Linked DNA regions of Homo sapiens: region 1 is linked to region 2. The links are chromatin contacts, found by Hi-C in ENCODE. All regions are on one chromosome and are shown on one strand. Each heading gives the region's core, a stretch centred on a gene start or an enhancer-like site at or near the end of the contact. The rest is flanking DNA. Distances are from core to core; before and after follow the strand shown.

Region 1 (2,750 bases), core at 137-2,636, 4.9 Mb after region 2:
AAATGTAATGCAGACTACAATGAATGGAAGGCCAGTGTTTAATGGTACTTAAGCTTTTACTGGGTTATTTTGTTGAATTTTACATGAGGCAAGAGCAACCTGCTGGGGCCACTGCCTTCAGTATTAAAAGATACCTATGTTTTGGACTTTATACAGGAAATAATTCCATTTCTTAGTATTTTTAAAATTATGGTAAAATACACATAAAATTTACTAGGTGTATAGTTCACTGGCAGTTATTAACACTGTTGTACAACCATCATCACTGTCCATTTTTAAAAATGTTTCACTATCTAAGCAGAAACTCTTGTACTCATTAAACAACAACCTCCCAACTCCCTCTTCCCTTAGTCCCTGGTAACCTCTAATTTCACTTTCTGTCCCTATGCATTTGCCAATTCTAGATATCTCATGTAAGTGGAATCATACAATTATTTGTCCTTTTGTGTCTGGCTTCACTCGGCATAATGTTTTCAAGGTTCATCCATGTTGTAGCATGTATCCGAATCACATTCTTTTTACAGGCTGAATAATATTCCATTCCAATATGTACATAGCACATTTGGTTTATCTCTCCATCTGTAGATGAACATTTGAGTTGTTTCCACTTTTTGGTACTTGTGAATAATGCTGCTACAGAACACTGAAGTACAAGTATTTGTTTGAGTCCCTGCTTTCATCTCTTTTGGGTATATACCTAGAAGTGGAACTGCTAGTACCTATGCTAAGTCAATGTTTAACTTGTTGAGGAGCCACCAAATTATTTCTATTGCCGCAACATCATTTTACATTCTGATCAGCTATGCACAAGGTTTCTAATTTCTACACATCTTTACTAATACTTATTTTCTGTTTTTTTGATAAGAGCCATTCTAATGGGTATATAAAGCAGAATCTCATTAAATTAGATTTGCTTTGTAAACTATTTATTAAAAATAAGAGACACGAAGAGAACTTATTATTATATGCTTCGCTTACCCTGTATATCAAGAGCTGCAAACATCCTGTGCGAGTCCCAAAGTGAAAGGTAAAATATGGTTCTATTAAATTTTAAACATAGTAACACGAATATTTCTCCAAATAAGGTAATCTTGAGTTTTGGGATTGCATTTAAAATTCCTACAGCAAATGCTCAGGATATAAACATATCCATTAGTCATTACAGAAGTCCACACGAGGCTGACACACGTAGAATACCATTATTAGCAAAACTAAACTCAGTACAGTTACAACTGCCTCAAACTTGACCCCAAAGTATTGAAAGCTCCTCAGAGAGCGGGCCAGCAGCGCTGCGCATGCGCGCTCCCGGGCGTGCTCCCGCGCGTGCCTGCGTATTTGCGTGCGCGGCCCCGCGCGGCAACGCAGGGGCGGAACCGCATGACTGGCAGTGGCATCAGCGATGGCGGCTGCGTCGGGGTCGGTTCTGCAGCGCTGTATCGTGTCGCCGGCAGGGAGGCATAGCGCCTCTCTGATCTTCCTGCATGGCTCAGGTGGATTTCAATTTTACGTCCTGGTTTTCTACAGCTCGGGAAACATCCTCCCCTCGGTTACCCCAGTATTGCCCAAGTGGAGGTGTCGCCGGGCCCAAATAGGGCCCAGTGGGTGGCTCCCCCGTCGCCAGCCCCGGCTGTAGATGCACGGGCAGCGCCACCTGCCCCCAGCCTCCCCCGTTAGTCTTCCTCTTTCTATCGGGCGGTCACTGGTCCACCACCCTCGCTTTGGGGCCTTGTGTCCCGCCGCTCAGCCAGCCCTCCATCCCCACAACACACCTCCCCATTCCTCGCCCCAAGTTTAAACAGAGCAAGTTAGTAAGGTAAGTCTTCTGCTAGAGGGAAATTATTTAGTGTTTTTCATTATCAGCTACTAGTGATTTTTCAGTCGTAATTGCCCATTGCTTTTTCCAGGCTCCCATACTAATGTAGACAATTGAGATTCACAGTTAACTTAGATACTGTTTACAGATTATCTCTTTTCTGTAAGCCACTGTGCCATGGCTGGAGTGCTTTCTCTCACTTTCCTTTTTGCTGCTTCTCTTTCCTTCCTTTCCCTTTCCCGCCTGTGTCATTAAACTTCCAAGATAGACTACAGGGGCAGGACCCCCAGGGACAGGCATCTTCCACTACCTGCCCTTAGTAACGTGTGCTTAATGCTGTATCGTTACTTAACACTCATCTGTAATCACTTTTGTCTGTCTTCCCCACTGGATTGTGAACTTCCCACTGGATTATGAGAGTAAGGGCCCTTGTGTCAACCTTTGCACCCCCAGTGCTTGGCCCAGGGTAAGCTCTCAGGAAATGTTTTTTAAAGAAATGAGATGCAGCCGGTGTCCTCAGGGGGCCTACCTAAAGTTAAAAACAAAAACAATCCAATTAGTTTGAGTCAGCAGTGCATGGAAGATCACAAGACGGTGCATGGTTTCCTGCCAAGTGAATTGTAAGAGAAAAAAATGTGGTTAGGCATTATTAAGGCATTTGGAAGATGAAAAGCTTGTCAGACTTTTCGAAGAAAGTGGTCTTTGAGCCGAGACGGGTAGGCTTAAATGGGACGGTGATTGGAAGGGAATTGGAAAGGTACTGGGCAGAGACCTGGAAAAGGGCAATTGTGGGAGGTATTCTCTTTATTTTGAAAATGAGGCCAGACAGGTTCAGCAGCTTGGCCAAGGTCTCTTAGCTGTTACTGTGAGTAGTGGCGGATTTGGGATTAGAACCCAAAGCTCTCCGACCTCAAACTCAGGGCTTTGGTGGGGTAAG
Region 2 (2,798 bases), core at 295-2,794:
CCACAGCCGGCTGATGTCCATCTTTCTATCCCAGTTGCTGGCCATAGTCAGTCGAAGTTTCTTAAAATGCATAAATGAAAATACTATCATAACTTCCTTTACTTGAAGACGGGTTAGAGGCTTATTTAGTTTGCCACTAATAAGGGCTTTTTTGTTTTCTTTTGAGACAAGGTCCTGCTCTGTCACCCAGGCTGGAGTATAATGGAGTCACCACAGCTCACTGCAACCTTGACTTCCCAGGCTCAAGCTATCCTCCCACCTCAGCACCACTTGAGAGGTGGTTAATTTCCCATAGAGACGGGGTCTTTATGTTGCCCAAGCTGGTCTCCAACTCTCCAATTCCTGGGCTCAAATGATCCTCCCACCTTGGCCTCCCACAGTGTTGGGATTACAGGGCTGAGCCACCACACCCAGCTGATAAAGACATTTTACTGAAATGCCAAAAATTCCACTGATTTTACATCTCCAATCATATTAATCCTTTCCCTTTGCTCAACCAGTCCTGAACTTACACAGGTAACTGTTTGAGGTCCTATTTTGAAGTAGTGGTTTCTGCTAAATGATCTCGTCACAATTTTAGTCTTTACTGCATGTACATCAATTCCAGTCTTTACATAATCATGTGGAACACGGATTATATTTTCCTTTCTCATATGAAAAGTAATAGCGTGCATGTGTATAGGATTTACGTTTCAGGCTTTGTGGGCTTTAAATCCTTTGACTCCTAACCCAAGTGACTTTTCTAAGATCACAGTTCGTGGGTGGTCAAGCATATTAAAACTACTGCAAACTCTAGCGCAGTGTCCTGGACACTGGCCACAGCATCGCATTATCCCCCAACAGCCTAAATTCCTTGAAGGCAAGGTTCTCTCTGGCTTCCTCTGCAACGTTCGCAGCATGCCTCAGAGACTCGGTGAGCTGGGCCGGCCAATGCATTTCCTCTTCCGTCCATGTAATTCCACTAGAGGAGCAGAGGGCAAACTACGTTCCCATTAAAGCCACAAGGTTTAAAAACCTCTAACCTTGGAAAAGCACACTTCAACCCTCTGCACACCAAACTTCTCTACTGTGGTTTCCCCTCTGCCGCTTTCTCCTTGGCGTTCCCCGATCACTGCCTCTAGGGTCTTTACAAGGGACAGCGAACGTAAGGTTTCGGAGCTGGCTTCGCCCCCTTCTATTTACCGGGGGCTGGTCATCCTTCGGGCCAGGCTGACTGTCTAGGGGTGGCCCTCGGATACCTGGTCCCCGCAGGTGACCCCCCTCCCTCCCACCGAGGAGGAGGGCGCGTCCCGCTCGCTCCGTGGAGACGCCGCGGAGGCGCACACGCCTCACGCCTCCTCGCAGAAGCCACAGGGGCTGCGGCTCTTTGTCGCGGCCACACCGGAAACGGCCCGGAGCGCGCGCGGGGCGGCCGCCGAGGGTCGCGGCGCTAGGCGGGGCCGCCGGGCCCGTCCCCCTCCCCGCGGGGGCGCGCGAGGCCCGGGCGGGGCCGCCCTCCCTTCCGGGGAGCGGGGAGCCGCCGCCGCGTCCGCCGGGCGGCTCCCACCCCGCCCCCCGCAGCTCTAGGTGACGCGTCTCCAATAACAGCTCGCCGGGAGCCGCAGCTCGGGCACAGCCGGCGGCCGCGCCCCGCCGCCACCATGAGGGCCGAGGGCCTCGGCGGCCTGGAGCGCTTCTGCAGCCCGGGCAAAGGCCGGGGGCTGCGGGCTCTGCAGCCCTTCCAGGTGGGGGACTTGCTGTTCTCCTGCCCGGCCTATGCCTACGTGCTCACGGTCAACGAGCGGGGCAACCACTGCGAGTACTGCTTCACCAGGTAGGGCGGCGGCGGCGGCGGCGGCGGGCGGGAGCCGGGGGCGCCGAGCGGGAGGCTTGGACGGCGGCGCCAGGAAGTGCGTGCGGCTCGCGGGGTCCTAGCGCCGGCCCTTGGGGCGGGGTGGGGGGCGGGGAGGGGAGGAGGCCCCGCGCTGCGGCCCCGCGCTGCAGCCCCACGCCAGGCGCCACGTGCGAGAGGAAACAGGACCGGTGCCCCGCTGCACGCCCTGCACTGCACGTTTTCAGAGTTGCTCACGCTGGATGCGCAAACCCGGGCGTGCAGGTTCCTGCCCTCAAATGTGGGCTCCGAGCCAGGCTTGTTCCAAGCCTGGGCACTCACTGCCCTCCCGGTGCATTGGCAGCGGAGCCCCAAATTTGGGCAGCCACGGGCTGTCACCTTTAACTTATGCTTCCTGCGGTGTGTTCTGTTACCCACAGTCCAGCCCTGCCTCAGATTGGCCGTTTCTTCCAAGGAATTTAATGACTTAGTATATGTCTTGTAAAGTACGCTTACATGTTAAAGTACGCTTACATGGGTGTTTGGAGGGACGCCAGTGGGCACTGACCACACCCCCTGGATTCTGAGGTGCTGCGACGATGAGTTGCAGTGTCCAGTTTCGGTTTGGGATTAGGAAAACATGGTCGCAGGAAGGGATTGGGCAAGATGTGTGGTTGCTAATGGTATTTAATTGTAAGATACCATATGTATATATGTGTCTGTGTTTGTATATATGATGCATATACATTTGCACACACCAACACATAATTATATCCTCAACTCTTATGAGAGTTTCAGAGCTTAAAGGCACATTAGAAATCACCAATTCAGTCTTGTCTTTCACTTAATGGATGAGAAAACTAAAGCCCAGAGAGAAAGTGGAGTTACCTTTATCCATTCACACCAGTAGTGAAGGGAGTGAAATCTGGCCTTATTCACTTCTGCCTATTTCTCACTGGTTAGGTGCTCAGTAAATTTACTAAGGCAG

What was found. A loop is a pair of places that touch in the nucleus more often than their neighbours do. Pooled maps may share reads with other maps.
Region 1: a map of CD8-positive, alpha-beta T cell shows a loop between it and region 2 (10-fold over the local background). The contact joins the promoter of LYPLAL1 here to the promoter of SMYD2 in region 2. A Hi-C loop is called at or near these places in 1 of 168 maps with a recorded cell type or tissue (CD8-positive, alpha-beta T cell), 1 of 37 single-sample maps with no recorded cell type and 9 of 50 pooled maps.

What each region holds. Positions count from the first base shown.
Region 1 is chr1:219,172,492-219,175,241 of GRCh38, forward strand. LYPLAL1 (lysophospholipase like 1) reads left to right here and starts at 1,387. Exons shown (of 5, transcript NM_138794.5): 1 at 1,387-1,490. The coding sequence starts at 1,400. LYPLAL1-DT (LYPLAL1 divergent transcript) reads right to left here and starts at 1,297. Exons shown (of 5, transcript NR_038845.1): 1 at 979-1,297. RefSeq lists enhancers at 1,218-1,267, 1,348-1,677.
Region 2 is chr1:214,279,615-214,282,412 of GRCh38, forward strand. It overlaps SMYD2 (SET and MYND domain containing 2), which reads left to right and starts at 1,545. Exons shown (of 12, transcript NM_020197.3): 1 at 1,545-1,813. The coding sequence starts at 1,641. It overlaps LOC124904509 (a long non-coding RNA gene), which reads right to left and starts at 1,422. Exons shown (of 2, transcript XR_007066876.1): 1 at 1-1,422. RefSeq lists an enhancer at 500-1,065 and silencers at 1,345-1,634, 1,655-1,774, 1,805-1,964.